Regions from separate parts of the Homo sapiens genome. Here regions 1, 2 and 4 are each linked to region 3. A link is a contact called in ENCODE Hi-C or POLR2A ChIA-PET data. All regions are on one chromosome and are shown on one strand. Each heading gives the region's core, a stretch centred on a gene start or an enhancer-like site at or near the end of the contact. The rest is flanking DNA. Distances are from core to core; before and after follow the strand shown.

Evidence for each region. A loop is a pair of places that touch in the nucleus more often than their neighbours do. ChIA-PET counts read pairs that join two places held with the same protein, here RNA polymerase II (POLR2A). Pooled maps may share reads with other maps.
Region 1: a loop to region 3 is called in a pooled map, with 2.4 times the contacts of the local background. The contact joins the enhancer-like site here to the promoter of TMEM39B in region 3. A Hi-C loop is called at or near these places in 2 of 50 pooled maps. POLR2A ChIA-PET finds 5 or more read pairs at or near these places in 4 of 52 experiments (A673, BJ, MCF 10A and 1 more).
Region 2: a loop to region 3 is called in a pooled map, with 2.8 times the contacts of the local background. The contact joins the promoter of COL16A1 here to the promoter of TMEM39B in region 3. A Hi-C loop is called at or near these places in 3 of 168 maps with a recorded cell type or tissue (CD8-positive, alpha-beta T cell, ascending aorta and naive thymus-derived CD4-positive, alpha-beta T cell), 1 of 37 single-sample maps with no recorded cell type and 14 of 50 pooled maps. POLR2A ChIA-PET finds 5 or more read pairs at or near these places in 3 of 52 experiments (K562 and WTC11).
Region 4: a map of prostate gland shows a loop between it and region 3 (5-fold over the local background). The contact joins the enhancer-like site here to the promoter of TMEM39B in region 3. A Hi-C loop is called at or near these places in 23 of 168 maps with a recorded cell type or tissue (B cell, CD14-positive monocyte, CD4-positive, alpha-beta T cell and 14 more), 8 of 37 single-sample maps with no recorded cell type and 31 of 50 pooled maps. POLR2A ChIA-PET finds 5 or more read pairs at or near these places in 2 of 52 experiments (A673 and B cell).

Annotation. Positions count from the first base shown.
Region 1 is chr1:31,742,497-31,746,079 of GRCh38, reverse strand. ADGRB2 (adhesion G protein-coupled receptor B2) reads left to right here. Exons shown (of 33, transcript NM_001364857.2): 5 at 1,349-1,432; 6 at 1,723-1,887; 7 at 3,078-3,242. Among named protein-coding and RNA genes, the nearest start is that of MIR4254, 14 kb to the left of the region's middle. RefSeq lists an enhancer at 1,262-1,311. Within about 2 kb of position 1,404, at least 3 of the 41 ENCODE cell types and tissues checked have a DNase peak (open chromatin) inside an H3K27ac peak, as active enhancers do.
Region 2 is chr1:31,702,754-31,706,066 of GRCh38, reverse strand. It overlaps COL16A1 (collagen type XVI alpha 1 chain), which reads left to right and starts at 2,050. Exons shown (of 71, transcript NM_001856.4): 1 at 2,050-2,230. RefSeq lists a silencer at 580-629.
Region 3 is chr1:32,071,408-32,074,908 of GRCh38, reverse strand. TMEM39B (transmembrane protein 39B) reads right to left here and starts at 1,970. Exons shown (of 9, transcript NM_018056.4): 1 at 1,858-1,970. The coding sequence starts at 1,861. RefSeq lists an enhancer at 1,966-2,571.
Region 4 is chr1:31,664,942-31,668,166 of GRCh38, reverse strand. COL16A1 (collagen type XVI alpha 1 chain) reads left to right here. Exons shown (of 71, transcript NM_001856.4): 51 at 1-2; 52 at 539-592; 53 at 2,086-2,130; 54 at 2,232-2,285; 55 at 2,549-2,584; 56 at 2,933-2,995. Among named protein-coding and RNA genes, the nearest start is that of PEF1, 22 kb to the right of the region's middle. RefSeq lists enhancers at 210-747, 1,288-1,826, 1,827-2,366. Within about 2 kb of position 1,791, at least 8 of the 41 ENCODE cell types and tissues checked have a DNase peak (open chromatin) inside an H3K27ac peak, as active enhancers do.

The DNA.
Region 1 (3,583 bases), core at 155-2,654, 330 kb after region 3:
TGTCCACACCCCATTTGGGATCCAGGGTTAATTCACTCCAAAGCTCTTCTGGGAGTCCAGGTTTCAGAGATGGAGAAATTTCAGGGATCATGTGGATCAGGCCCTGGGGCTGGTGACTGACGTGGAGGGAAAGGCCCCAGAGTGGATGAGACCAGAGGCTGGGCTGGGTGGCAGTTCTGAGCCCCCAGCAGCAGATTTGCTCAGGGTGGCTGCTCCTCATGCTTGGTGAGAAAGAGCTTCCTCTCAGCTGCAGAGCCCGGGCTGGGCAGCAGGGGGCAGGAAGAGGCAGCCCTGGTGGGTCCCTTCACACTCAGCGTGCCTGTCCAGTACTGCTGGCTTTTAGAGATAGGAAGGAGCCTGGAGGTGGGGGAGAGGAGCACCTAATAGTCTGGGGATAGCATGGGGTGAGCCCATCCTCAAAGGCTCTTCCAGTCCCACCTGCTCATGCAGAGGCTGCTGGGCCTTTCCCTTCTGTGCCCATGTCTGCCCCTCCCTGACACCCCATTGTGGGAGAGGGCCCTGATGAGCTCATGTCTGTGCAGGAGGGCCAGGCTTTGGAGAATGGAAGCCACCAGGGCTGGTAGTGCTTCCAAGGCCTAGCCCAGACACATAAATCAGGGCAGCTGAGAGCCTGGTGGGGCCAGGGTCAAGGTAGCCTGGCCTCCTCGAGCACCTGCTGTTCTCCTGGCCTCAGGGCCAGCAGGAGAAAGGTCTGTTGGATGTGGGCACTTGTCCTAGGCCCCTTGGGTCTCAGAGGAGTGGCATTCTGACCTGTGCCTCCAGGTCACAGTCCAGTGCTGCTTGGGGAGCATGAACTGTATCTCAGAGATAGGCTCGGGGCCAGGGTTGCAGCAGCTCAGCTTGGATGTTTTTTCAGCCCCTAGGAGTCAGTACAATGGAGGAGCAAATGCAGCTGTGTGCTCTTGGACAAGGCACTTCCCCTGTCTAGCCCTCAGTTTCCTCATCTGTAAACAGAGATGATGGTTCTTCTTTCCAGTGAGAGGACTAAAGGAGAGGGTTATGGGCCGCACTTGGCACAGAAGCATTCCCAGAGCTCTTTCATATGGGCAGCCATGCCCCTTAAATCTCCCCCACATCTGGCTGAGGCAAGAGGTGGAAAAGATGACTGTGAGGTCAGGGCCTAGTCCTGTGTAGCCTTCTGAACCTCAGTTTCCTTGTCTGTGAAATAGTGGTGGTGGGGCAGAGGGCAGAATGTGATCCTGAGAGAGCATCATGCAGTTGGTTCCAGGCCCTCAGGCGGAGGGCAAGGAAGGCTGCCTTCACTGTGCCACTGTAACAGAACCTAGCTGGCCTTTGCTGAGCCCCTGCCACCACCTCCGTGTTCCAGGTGAGGAGCCGGAAGAGGAACCGAAAGTGAAAACCCAGTGGCCGAGGTCTGCAGATGAGCCTGGGCTATACATGGCGCAGACAGGTAACTCGGGCCCGCCTCCCTTCCTCTGCGGCGGGGGCCCGACTGTGTGCGTCTGGTGGTGTGTGTGCTTGGTGTGTGCCTGTCTGTCTCTGTCCTGCAGTTCAGTCGCGTCTGTGCCACATGAAGCTTGTGGGAAGGGCTGGGTGGCCTCCTGAAGAGCCTGTTACTTGGGGTCAGGGTAGGAGGAGCCCTCTGATGCCTGCCCCCACCTTACTGCCACTCCCCCTATCCCTATGAGACTGAGTGCTTGGGAGGTGCCCCCTGCCGCCGACGCTGTCCCTCTCTCGTAGGCGACCCGGCGGCTGAGGAGTGGTCCCCGTGGAGCGTGTGTTCCCTGACGTGTGGGCAGGGTCTGCAGGTGCGGACCCGCTCCTGTGTGTCCTCCCCCTATGGGACCCTGTGCAGCGGGCCCCTGCGGGAGACCAGGCCCTGCAACAATTCAGCCACCTGCCCAGGTAGGCCCATCCTCCTCCCCACCCCACCTGCCTGCAGGGTTAGGTCCTGCCTGGGACTTGGGCAGATTAATCTCCAAAATGGTTGGTTGCCTCCTCCTTTCATTCAACAAATGTGGCTGTTCCCCACACCATGCCCAACTCTGCGTACCATGCCAGCCCGGTGCAGGGCACTGGGGGCACAGATGGATCAGACCAGGGCCCATGCTACTGGGCCCGGTTCTGGGCACATCATTCCCCCAGTGCCTGCATCCTGGTAACCAAGGCTCGTGTTTTTACCCACTCCGCTCTGGCCATATCAGTAGCTTGCGCACTTTCCCACCTCCCTGCATTTGCTGATTCTTGTCCTATCCTTTCTCCCTGACCTTGGCTATTCAAATTCAGCCTGTCTTTCAAGATCTAAGACAAACGCCACTTCCCTGACCTTCCCCTCCTTCCTTTGGACACCCCCTCTCAAGGGAGCCTCCCCTAAGCCTCCCTCAGTTGAGTGTGTAGTTGTTAAGGAAATGCATGTGCTTGCTTGAGACGGCAAGGGCAGGGTAGCCTCAGCCAGTCCTGCTCCTTGCTCCCTGAGTGGGTGAAGTGAGGCCTAGGCCATGCCAGTGGTGCTGTGGATTTAGAGCAGGGCCTACCTGGGAAGGGCTCTTGGTACCTGGGGGTATGGCAGGAGTTTGCAAAGGCCTGGGGCAAAGCTGTGTTCCAGCGTGTGAGCTCGGTGTGTCGGTGTCCATGTAGAGGTTCATGTTTATTTGTGTGTCTGTGCGCTTGGGGCTGGGAAGGGCGCTTCTCTTGCCCCCGGACTGCTGTGTTGTATTCAGGCTCTGGGTCTAGGGGTGGGTGGGATGGGGAGGGGTGGAATGGCGTGGGTCCTGGGTCCTTTCCTGAATTTTCCTGTGCCCTCAGGAGAGGAGGACCCCTGGTTCCCCTCCTGTTGGTCCTGGCCCCCTTGTCCAGGCGTCCACAGGGGCTGTCCTATGTGAATTAGGACCGGAAGCCTGTGTCTTGCACATCCCTTCAAAGGGTCGCGCCTTGGTGGGGCCCTGGGAGATCCCCCTGGCAACAGATCCCGGGGCAGAGCCAATGAGGAGCAGCCGCAGAGCTGCGGAGCTCCTGATTGGTGGGCGGATGGGCAGGCGCCGGTGGTGGGCGGGGCCATGGTGCCGCCCAGCCACCGGCCACGTGCTTCCTTGCAGTGCACGGCGTGTGGGAGGAGTGGGGGTCCTGGAGCCTGTGCTCCCGCAGCTGCGGGCGGGGGTCCCGGAGCCGGATGCGGACCTGCGTGCCCCCCCAGCACGGCGGCAAGGCCTGCGAGGGTCCTGAGCTGCAGACTAAGCTCTGCAGTATGGCTGCCTGCCCGGGTCAGTAGCACCCGTGGGCTTCCATGAGGGCGCTGCCCAGCCCGGTGGGGGGTCGGGAGACCTGGGGAGGCAGTCAGGTCCAGTGACCTGCCCCTGGGGGCCCCTTAAACTTTGACCAAGCATGGGGAGACTGGAGAAGTATGCCTGCCTGTGTGCGAGGTGACCCCCTAGCCCTGACTTGACCCCTAGCCCTGACATGAGTTAGTACCCTGTGACGCCATCAAGAGGGGACAGCTCTTTCTCCAAGCCCTGGGCTGCCCTTGCATTTTGGTGCATGGCCAGCTGGACTGTGAGAGGACACAAAGCTGGGCTGAAGTGCTGGCAAAGATCAGAAGACACCC
Region 2 (3,313 bases), core at 801-3,300, 370 kb after region 3:
TATACATGCATATGGAGTCTGCGTACTCAAGTGCTGTGCTAGAACTTTACCTGACTGCGTGTTTCTGGATGTGTGCACGTATGTGTGGAAGGGAGGAAGGGGCATGGGCACATTCCTAGACTGTCTATGATAGTGTTTCTAGGCGTAAGGTGTGTCCCAGGCTTGGCTGTTCCTGTGAGCACCCTTGGGGTGCTGTGGGAAGGCATCTGGCTCTCCCTTCTCAGGTTCCTCCATCCCTGGCCCAGCCACCTGCCCTGTCTGGGGCACGGGTGGGAGCTGTCAGGATGGCATGGTGGTTAAGAGCACGTGCTGAGTCTAGGCTGGCTGGACATGAGTTCTGCTCCACCACTGACTAGCTGTGGGATCCCGGGCAAGTTGTGTTTTTCCTGTGCTGCAGGTTTGGGAATAAAAATGGAATTCTGCCTTAAGGCGTTGTTGTAAAGATCGAAGGAGTTAGCATATGTGAAGTTCTCAGCACAGAGCCTGACCTATATGCGCTTCCCACCTCTCCCGAGTGCCCACTGCTGGGGCAGCACCCTCTGGTAGGGCAGGCGGGGCCTGTGCCCACCCACCCCGCAGGCCAGAGTGCTCAGAAGGCCCCACCCCCTCCGCTTCCCGCCTGCTGAGCTCAGCACTTCCCAGGCCCCACCACTGCCACAGCCACATCTGGGGCCAGCTCCTCACTGGGACCACAGTGGGGCGCCTCTGTGGCGTGGTTGGGGTTTCCGCTGACTCAGCGCCTCTGGGTCTGGAGGCGGGAAATCCCAGGCCTGCCCCTACAACCTCCCCCTACCCCGGGTTAGCCGAGGCCACAGGGCTAGGCGCGTTGCTTCCACAGAGCCCCCAGAGCCCCCCTCAACTGGGGACGCTCAGTTTCTCCCTCTTCAGCCCAGCATCTCATGGCCTCTTGAACCTACTTTGTGGATCCTCAGCCTTGGTGCCAATAAATTTGCTTTCGGTCTACAGCGGGAGGAGACCCTTGGTGGGGATTCCACCTTGGTCAACGGCCCTGCCTCTGGGCAGAACTCGGAACATTACCGGCTCCTTCCTCCTCAGAGCTCCAATCTTTCAGCCCAGCTCAATTCCTCTTGCGTCCTTGGACCGTGAATATAAAGCAGGTCCCTCCCCAGTGCTGGTGTAAAGGCTTGAAATCCAGTCCCGTCCCCTGCCAGGGATCACAGTAATAACGATAATAGCAGCAAATATTTACTGAGCTCCTCTCATGTGCCAGACCGTGTGCTAAGCGCTTACAGCCTTTGGCCCATTTCCTGCTTACAGCAAAGGTCTATGAGGCATATACTCTCACGATCCCATCTTCCAGATGAGAAAACGGAGTATGGTTACACAGCACATTTGGAACCGCAAAGCCAGAGCAGGGGCCAGGGATTTGAGCCCTTCCAACCTCATGGAGTAAGGAGGAATAAGGGGACTCCCTCAGTCTCACTTCTCTGGGAGTCAGGCCAGAGCAGAGGGGGTTAATTTAGCACGGAGGAGGGAGGGGGTTCCCACCCTCCTCCTCCCAGTACAGACAGACCTAGGGACAGACTGACTGGGAATGTTAGGCAGAGGAATTGGAAAAAGCTGACCACCGAGGCTTGGGCGGCAGCCACATCATGGGTGCCACGCACTTGGGAGGAGGGTCTCTACCCTGCTCCCTCCACCCCTGTCCCCTCCCCGCCCCCCCACCCCGCAGCCTTCTGGGGGCCCAGCCAGGGACATGGAAAGGGGGAGCTCTTCAAACTCCAGGCCTGACTCTTAAAGGGCCCGCAGGAGCCCCCTTCCAGGGCAGCTCTGGGCACGTAGGGTCCCGCCTAGCTCGAGGATCGCTCACCTGGCGGTGAGGCAGGAGGGGCGGGCCTGGGAGCTCGGCCAGACCCGGGGCGGGGCTGTGCACCCCGCAGTCTAGCCGCCTCTGGTGCCGCTGGAGCCCCCTCTAGGCCCTCCTCCTCCTCCTCCCTGGCGGGCCGGTCCAGCTGTGTTCCATTAGTGTCCCTGGCAGGCCCCCAGCCCCCTGGAACCGCCTCTCTTCCCCCACCCGGAGTGGCCGGCAGTCCCCGGCAGGCGTGCGCCGGGCAGCAGACAGCCGGGAGAGCTCGAGCGCCAGGAAGCTGGGGACCCGTGACCGTCACGGAGAGATAGAGAACCCCTAGCGGACCTGAGGAACCTGGGCTCTGCTTCCTCCGCCTGCTGCCTGGACTGCTCAGTGAGGTGGGGGGATCCCCGGCCACCGGTAAGTAGGGATACAGTGGGCGGCCTCAGGGCTCTGGGCTGAGAGGCCCTTTCTGCCAGACTTGCTGTGTGACCTGAGGAAAGTGGCATTCCCTCTCTGGGCCTTGGTCGTCTTCTCTAGAGCGAGATGAGCTCTAAACTCCATCCTGGTTCTGACTCCCTGCGCCCAAATCTATGCCTCTGTGTTGGGGTGAGCCGTCTCCTTGGAAGCTTCTCTGGCTCTGTCCTTGCAGCCCTGCACTCTGGCTGGAGCCTGAGGAGTGGCGACCAGAGACTAGGAGCCGGAAGGGGACAGGATCACATCCATCCTCACGCCTCCACATGCACCCACATGGCGCCACAGCTGGCAGCCCTTCTATTGGCTGGCAGGAGGAAGACCAGGATAGGGTTTGAGAGCTGGGATGTGTATATCACTAGGATGGGGGATGAATAGGCAGGCTGGGGGCACAGTTCTGTCCCAGGGAGAAGGGGGCTGGAGTCCTATCTCCAAATATATTGGGGTAAGGGGTCCTTTCTGTTTTCATTTCCTATCCATGATTGAGGGAAGGAAAATTGGATTTCATTAGAGTTGGAAGGAATGCAGTCAGACTTGCATTAGAACTTCCCAACAGGAAGACCTACAGGAGGAGTGGTCATAGGCTGGCTGTGCGCATGTGGGTATATGCAAGCTGGTGTGTCTGGGTATATCAGCGAGCATATGTTTCCGTGAGCATGCCTGTGTGCAGATAGCTTTGTATGCACACTGGTACCACATATGTGTCCTTATGTACATGTACCTGCGCATCTGCATGTGCTGTGCTGACACATGCATGGCTCTGTGTTTGTGCACGTGAGCTGCCTGTCCTGGGGGAGGCCAGACGATGTATGGCTCTGCTGGCCACTTGCTGAGCCTGCATCGATTTATCTGGGCCCATCCATCAGGGTTTAATAAAACTAAAAGACAAGCATCCATCAGCTGGGGGCGGGGGTGGCTGGCAATGAGGTCCTGAGCCCTAGAGACCTGCTCTCCTGCCCACTATACCTATGGGGAAAGCTTCCTTGGCCCCCACACAGCCCTATGGAAGGCTGTGGCCCACAATCTCAG
Region 3 (3,501 bases), core at 721-3,220:
TATATCAAGGATAACAGCAATGATACCAGCTGCCAGTCACCTAGTATCTCACTTTATCATTTAATCCTCACTGAGACCTATGATCTGGCCCCTTCTTACATCTTCAGCTTCATCCCCTATCATTCTCTACCTCACACCCACCCTCTACCACCCGCCCCATGCTCTAAACATCTTGATCTTTCTTTCCTCAGCAAGCCAAGCTCATTGCTACCTCTAGCACTTATAATATCCTATCTGGAAAGCCTTTCCCGGACTGCCATTTCTGAAGTTTTGAAGTAACTCCCCATCACTCTCTCTCCAATTTCTATTCTTTTTTTCCACCAGAATTCACTCTCTGAAATTATCTTACTCATTTGTTAATATGCTTATTGCTTGTCTGTCCTATTACAATGAAAGGTCAATGAGGTCAGTTACCTTATCTTTTTCACTGCTATATCCCCTACCTCAGTGCCCAGCAAGTATATGTTGATGAGTGAATGAACCCAGCAAGGTAGGTTTTTCACACATTAGGAAACTCAGCTTACACTATGTCACAGTATCGTGGCTGGGTCGTGTGCTCTCAACTCTGGTACACATTGGGCCCCATTCAGACATAAGTTTCTGGAGGCCTATAACTCTGGGTAACTTTGGGACAGCTTTTTCATCCAGGGCCCCATGATTCAGCTCAAAGGGCATTCTGGGATCTCATGGGCAGGACCCAGGGCCTAAATAAAGGGTCAAGGATATGGCTGGGAGAATCCTGTGGCTGTGGACTGAAAAATTGGACCTACTAGGCTGAGCAGTCTAGCCCAAGCTCCCACGCACCACTTCGCACAAAAGTTCTGCACAAAGCTCCTAAGCACCTAAAAAAGTCACAACCTGACTGGGTGTGGTGGCTCACGACTGTAATCTCAGCAATTTGTGAGGCCGAGGCGGGAGGATCGCTTGAGACCAGGAGTTGGAGACCAGCCTGGGCAACATGGCGAAACCCGGTCTCTATTAAAAAATATATATACATACATATACATATTTTTAAAAAGTTATAACCTGTTCATACCTCTTCACAGTAACACAGCAGCCTCCATTCACATACACCCCACGCCGTAGCATCTCAGCTCGGAAGCGTTTCCCACACTTCGGAGCCAATTTTGGGCTTGGATGTATGCCCAAAATTATAAACCTCCACAAGTCTCTAAAAAGTACCTGGCGAAGAGCTCTGCCCTCCATAAACCCCCAGACCAGAAGCTCTGTTCATACGCTGTTATACTTGGCTTAGAAAATCCCACACAAACACCCTTAGTCCAGTCCAGAAGCTCTGCCCACACCCACTCTCCTCTCTTTAGAAGCTCTGCACCCACATAAAGCCCCTCAGCCCAGAAGCTCCGCCTACACACAACTGTCAGCCCAGAAACCCCGCCCACAAGCCAATAAAAGCCCTCTCAGCCCAGAAGCCCCACTCCAGAATGGGCTCCCTCAGTCGGAAGTCTCCCCGCTCCACCGCCCCCAGTGTAACCCCTCCAACCCAGAAACGCCGACTGCACTAGCGCCCCCTGCCCAGAATCTCCACCCTTAGCGCTGAAGCCACGCCCACTGGTAAGTCCCGCCCCCCTTTCTAGCCCCGACGAGCTGGTCCTCACGAAAGCCCAAGCCCCCACAGGGCTTCGTCTTAGAAGCCCCGCCCACCGTCCAATGTCCCGCCCCCACAACAGAGGCCCCACCCCGCAAAACGACAGGAGGGGGCGGGATCCCGTCTGCGCTCGCATCCCCTCCCCCTCCCGTCACCGGGCTCCTGTCCGCGTGGAGCAGCAATTAGCAGCCTGGCCATCCTAACCCGTGCGCCCGCTCGTTGCCAGGCCGAGCCTGAGCCGCTCTGCTCACCCATCTCCTCCCCCCGGTGCTCTCCGCTTCGCCGCCGCAGCTCCTGCGGGCAATATGTCGGAGGCGACGGCGGCCGGGAGAGGACTAACCGCCGCAGCCCAGTCCCGGGTATCAGCCGCGCGCTCCCGCCGCGCCGCTACATTTGCATACAAGGCGGGCTGGAAGCTGGCGCGCGCTTCTTAAAGGGGCCGCCCGGACGGAGGCGGTGCCTGCGCGCTCTTTGTCTCTCGGTCCCCCACGCCCTTCCTGCAGCTGCTGGTGAAGAGACTCAAGAGGGAGGGGAACGGAACCCACCTCCTGCTCTTCCCGTGCGTGTCTTCTCTCAGCATCTCCTGGACCGGGGCGGCGGCGACCGGAGGAGGGTGCGGAGCCGCCTCTCCGCTCCCCTAGGGGTGGACCATATCCCTGACCGGTCCGCAGGCACCTCCAGCCCAGCCCCACGTTGCGCTTCATCCTTCTCTTAGGCCTCACTGCGCTTTAGTCCACCCCAGTCAAAATCCAGGAGTCATTTCCTCCCTCCCTCGGCCCCCACATCCGATCTTTGCCTTAGTCTTTGTGAGCCTAAGTCCTAAATATTTCTCACATTTGACGTTACTCACCGTTCTCATTGTCAACACCGTGGTTCAGATCCTGACTGCCATTTCCCAGCCTTGCAATCTTGTTTTTTTATGCTTTACGATGAGGCTGCTGATGGTCACCGTGTAGGTTTCGGTGAGGGTTAAATGAAATAGAGCATGCAGAACTGAGTCTGTTTTAGTATTAGCCATCACGATGTTTGGAGAAGCATTGACTAAATGAGCTACATTTATTGTCATTAGGATTCTTCCCTCACAAGACCTACAAGCAGTTTTAGTCATCTTGTAGCTCCATTGCTTAGCACAGTGCTTGGCACTTAATAGCAGTATTCAATTAATTGAATGAATTAGTAGATATTTCATTAATAGTCATAGAGCTTACAGTCAAGTGGGAGGAGATAGACATGAACAAAATTGGTAAATTCTGTAGTATGTTAGATGGGAATGGTGTGAAGGAAAAACAGGAAAGGGGGATGGGGTTGCAGTTTTAAATAGGGCAGGCAGAGCAGGCTTCAGAGTTGACTTGAGTAAACACATGAAGGAAATGAGTGAGTCAGTGGTGCAGATTTCTGGAGAAAGGGGGCATTTCAGGCAGAGGGAATAGTTAGTGCAAGGTCCCTCAGGCAGGAGGGTGTATTTATTTTATTATTTTGTTTTTTGAGGGGATGGAGTCTCTGTTGCCCAGGCTGGAGAGCAGTGGCTCGATCTCGGCTCACTGCAACCTCCACCTGCTGGGTGCAAGCGATTCTCCTGCCTCAGCCTCCCAACAAGCTGAAATTACAGGCGTGCACCACCATGCCCGGCTAATTTTTGTTTTTGTTTTGTTTTGTTTTTTTGAGACTGGAGTCTCCCTTTCTGTTGCCCAGGCTGGAGTGCAGTGGTACGATCTCGGCTCACTGCAACCTCCGCTTCCCGGGTTCAAGCGATTCTCCTGTCTCAGCCTCCCAAGTAGCTGGGATTACAGGCACCCGCCAGCATGCCCGGCTAATTTTTCCATTTTTAGGAGAGGCGGGGTTTCACCATGTTGGCCAGGCTGGTCTCAAACTCCTGACCTCAAATCATCCACCCA
Region 4 (3,225 bases), core at 542-3,041, 410 kb after region 3:
CTGTGAGTAAGGGGACCCTTGCTGGGGAGTGGGTGCCAGGTACCAGAGGTTTGGGCTGGTGGTCAGGACACAGCCAGGCTGGGCAACCCTCGGCGGGCTCCCCATTACCGGGCATTTCAGCCTCCTCCTTTGCCTAAAGTCCATGCAGCCCCCTCTCCCCACTGTAGGCCCCCTTGGCAGTGTGGATTGGTCCCACCACTCTGCTCAGGCCTGACTCTCAGAGCACTCTGCCAGGCCCAGACACAGCAAGAACTGAGATCTGCCTCCTGGGGGTGAGGGGTTTGGGAGATTGGAGAGACAGCTTAGAGGTGCCACCCCCACAGAAGCTGCTGGGTGGGTGTGTCCTCCTTTCCACTGGGGGCTTGGGGGGCACGGTGGCAGATGGGAGGCACGGCAGCTTTGGAGCACCCAGCGGTCCTCCCAGTGCCATTCCCCCAGAGCCAGTCTGGGTGCCAGCTGCAGTCTCCGCTCCTCGCATTAGTGCCGTGACGGACTAATTCTGTGGGGCTAATTCCACTGTCTCTTTGCCACTTGTCAGGGCATCAAGGGGGAGCGTGGCTACACCGGGTCAGCGGGAGAGAAAGGAGAGCCGGTGAGTCCCAGCGGCGTGGGGCTGGATGCAGGGCTGCACGTGGAGCCACACAGTCTCGGGCTGGAGACTTGGCAGCAGCCTGTGAAGGGGAGGATCGTGACCCCTGCTGCCCCCCTGCCCCCAAGCCTGCAGCACAGGCTGGGTGCTGTGGAGGTGGAGGCTGTGAGGAGAATCCCCGCAGGGCTGCCAAGGGGAGGGTGCCAGGAGGCAGCCGCAGAAGCACTCCTCCGCCTCCTACAAAGGAGGACCTGGGATTATAGACCCCCAGTGGACCCCAGCTCCCCAGAGCCACCCTCCAGAGCCAAGGCCTGCCAGGCCCCACGTTGAGCACAGGAGTTGGGCTGTGACCAGATGAGGACACTGGGGCCCCCAGAGTGACAAAGCTGAGACTCACCCAGGCTCCTGAAGCTAGTGAGTGAGGTAGTGGTGGAACCTGGGCTTGAACACACATCTATCTGGTGACAAACCTCACAAACCTCAGATCTAGGATCAGCCAAACTGGGACTGCAGCCTTACAGATTCACCAGTTTCAGTGAGGCCCCAGTGGGATTCAGCAAACTCCATCAGGCATTTACTCAGTAATAGATATTTCTCAGGGGCCTGTGGGGTGCCAGGCTCCCCTCTGAGGATGTCTCCATGAACAGAGCGCAGTTGCCCTCTTGCCCTGCCGTGGGGGAGGGAGCTGCCAGATGAATAAACAAGTGCCTAGGAACGATGAGGACTGGGACTCATGGAGGAAATGGGACAGGGGAAGGGGCTGGAGAGGTGTTTGGGCACCATCGAAGCGGAGGGGCAGGAAGGCCTCTCTGAGCAGGTGGCATATGAGCTGAGAGCTGACTAGCAGGAGGGAGGGATCCCTGTGGCTGTCTGTACTGGGGAATTCCAGAGGGAGAGGCTGGGTGGGGCACTGCAGGAACAGCTTCCAGCCATCAGATGATTTGGCAAGGGTTCAGGGGACCTAGGAAGGGGGGAAGGGGGCATTCTAGGTAGAAGAGAAAGCTGTGCTAAGGGTGCAAAGGCCTGGGGGTGTGAGGGTATAGAGTGTGTCAGAGAACAGCAGTCTGACTGAGCAAGGCGGAAGATGAGAAGGAGAGAGGGAGGAGAAGTGGGAAGGGGTGGCTGGTGCCAGATCACAGGCTGCCTCAAAGACCAGCGTTGGTGGAAAGTGTGCGCCCCACTCAGAGGCAGAGGGAGCCGCATAAGGTGTTTGAGCAAGAGAGTGACATAATCAGAGCTATGCTGGAGGAGAAGAGGGCAGCCATTTGCTGGCTGGCTTGCAGTGAGCCAGGAGGTGGCAGGACGAGTTAGGAGGCTGGTTCAGTAGCTCGGGCAAGAGCAGGGAAGCCTGAGCAGATCAGGCAGAGGGGGCCTGCCAGCCCAGGGGCCTCCCAGCACATGCCACCTCTGTTCTGGGCAGTCCCCTGTCACATCCCCCTACCTCATCCTTCACCTCCCCAGGAGGAGTGACTGATTCTGTTCCTTTGTATCCTTAGGGCCCCCCAGGATCTGAAGGCCTCCCAGGCCCCCCAGGCCCAGCGGTGAGTGAAGGAGGGCATGGGGAGATGTGGTCCTGGTCTTGTCCTGGGGTCTGAGGGCAGGAAGATTAGGTTTCGGCTGCATTGTTCTCTGTGGGTGACAGGGTCCCAGAGGAGAGCGAGGACCCCAAGGTAACTCCGGTGAGAAGGGCGACCAGGTGAGTGACGACTGGGACCTGGCTGCAGGGAGGCAGGGAAGGAGCTGGGTCCCTGGTGATCACCAGCTCTAGTCTCCCCACCCTACCTGTCCTTGGGTTGTGACCTACCTCATGCCCAGAGCCTCACCTGCCAGCCATGGTGGGCAGAGGGGAGGGCAAAGCCCATGGGTTTGAGGGTGCCCCCCCCGTCACTCTTTCCACCTGGGCAGCCAGGCAGGAGAGAGGGGGTGGCACAGCACACTGCCCCTTGCTTCTCACCCTAGGGATTTCAAGGCCAGCCAGGCTTTCCGGGCCCACCGGTGAGTGAAGAAGACACAAAGCCAGCTCTGTCTGATGTGGTCTCATCGGGAGGGGCAGGCCTGACCAGGCCAGGCTGGGGTAGGATGGTCCTGGGGAGAAGAGGGGAGAGGCAGGGGAGAACGGCCTGGGTGGCCAGGCCTGATTCCAGGAACCAGGACCTGGAGAGCCCAGCCTCTTGTGTGGGCCCCAGCCCAGCAGGCCAGGCAGACGTAATGCTCCCAAGTGGTGCTTCTAGGAAGTCAAAATGAATTGCATTAACAACAGTGCATCATGCACAGGAAGAATAAAGAAGGGGAGCTCCCCCTCCAGCCCCACTTTCATTCCTGCCTGCCCCTTTGTTGATACAGGGTCCCCCTGGATTCCCAGGCAAAGTTGGATCACCTGGCCCACCTGGCCCTCAAGCAGAGAAGGTGAGCAGGACCCTGGGTTGGCAAAGTCACAGATCTGAGCCATGCAGCTCCCATGCCCCTGTCCCACCCCTAGCATCAGGCTTTCAGGAAATTCCAAGACTGACCCAGTTGCACTGAGGCTGGGAAAAGAGGCCTCCAGGATGGGCCCAGTGACTACTGGAGGCCGACAGGGCTTGCAGTGGACCAGTGGGCTCCTCGGGATGTCTGCTTGGCCCAGGATGCCTGCGGCC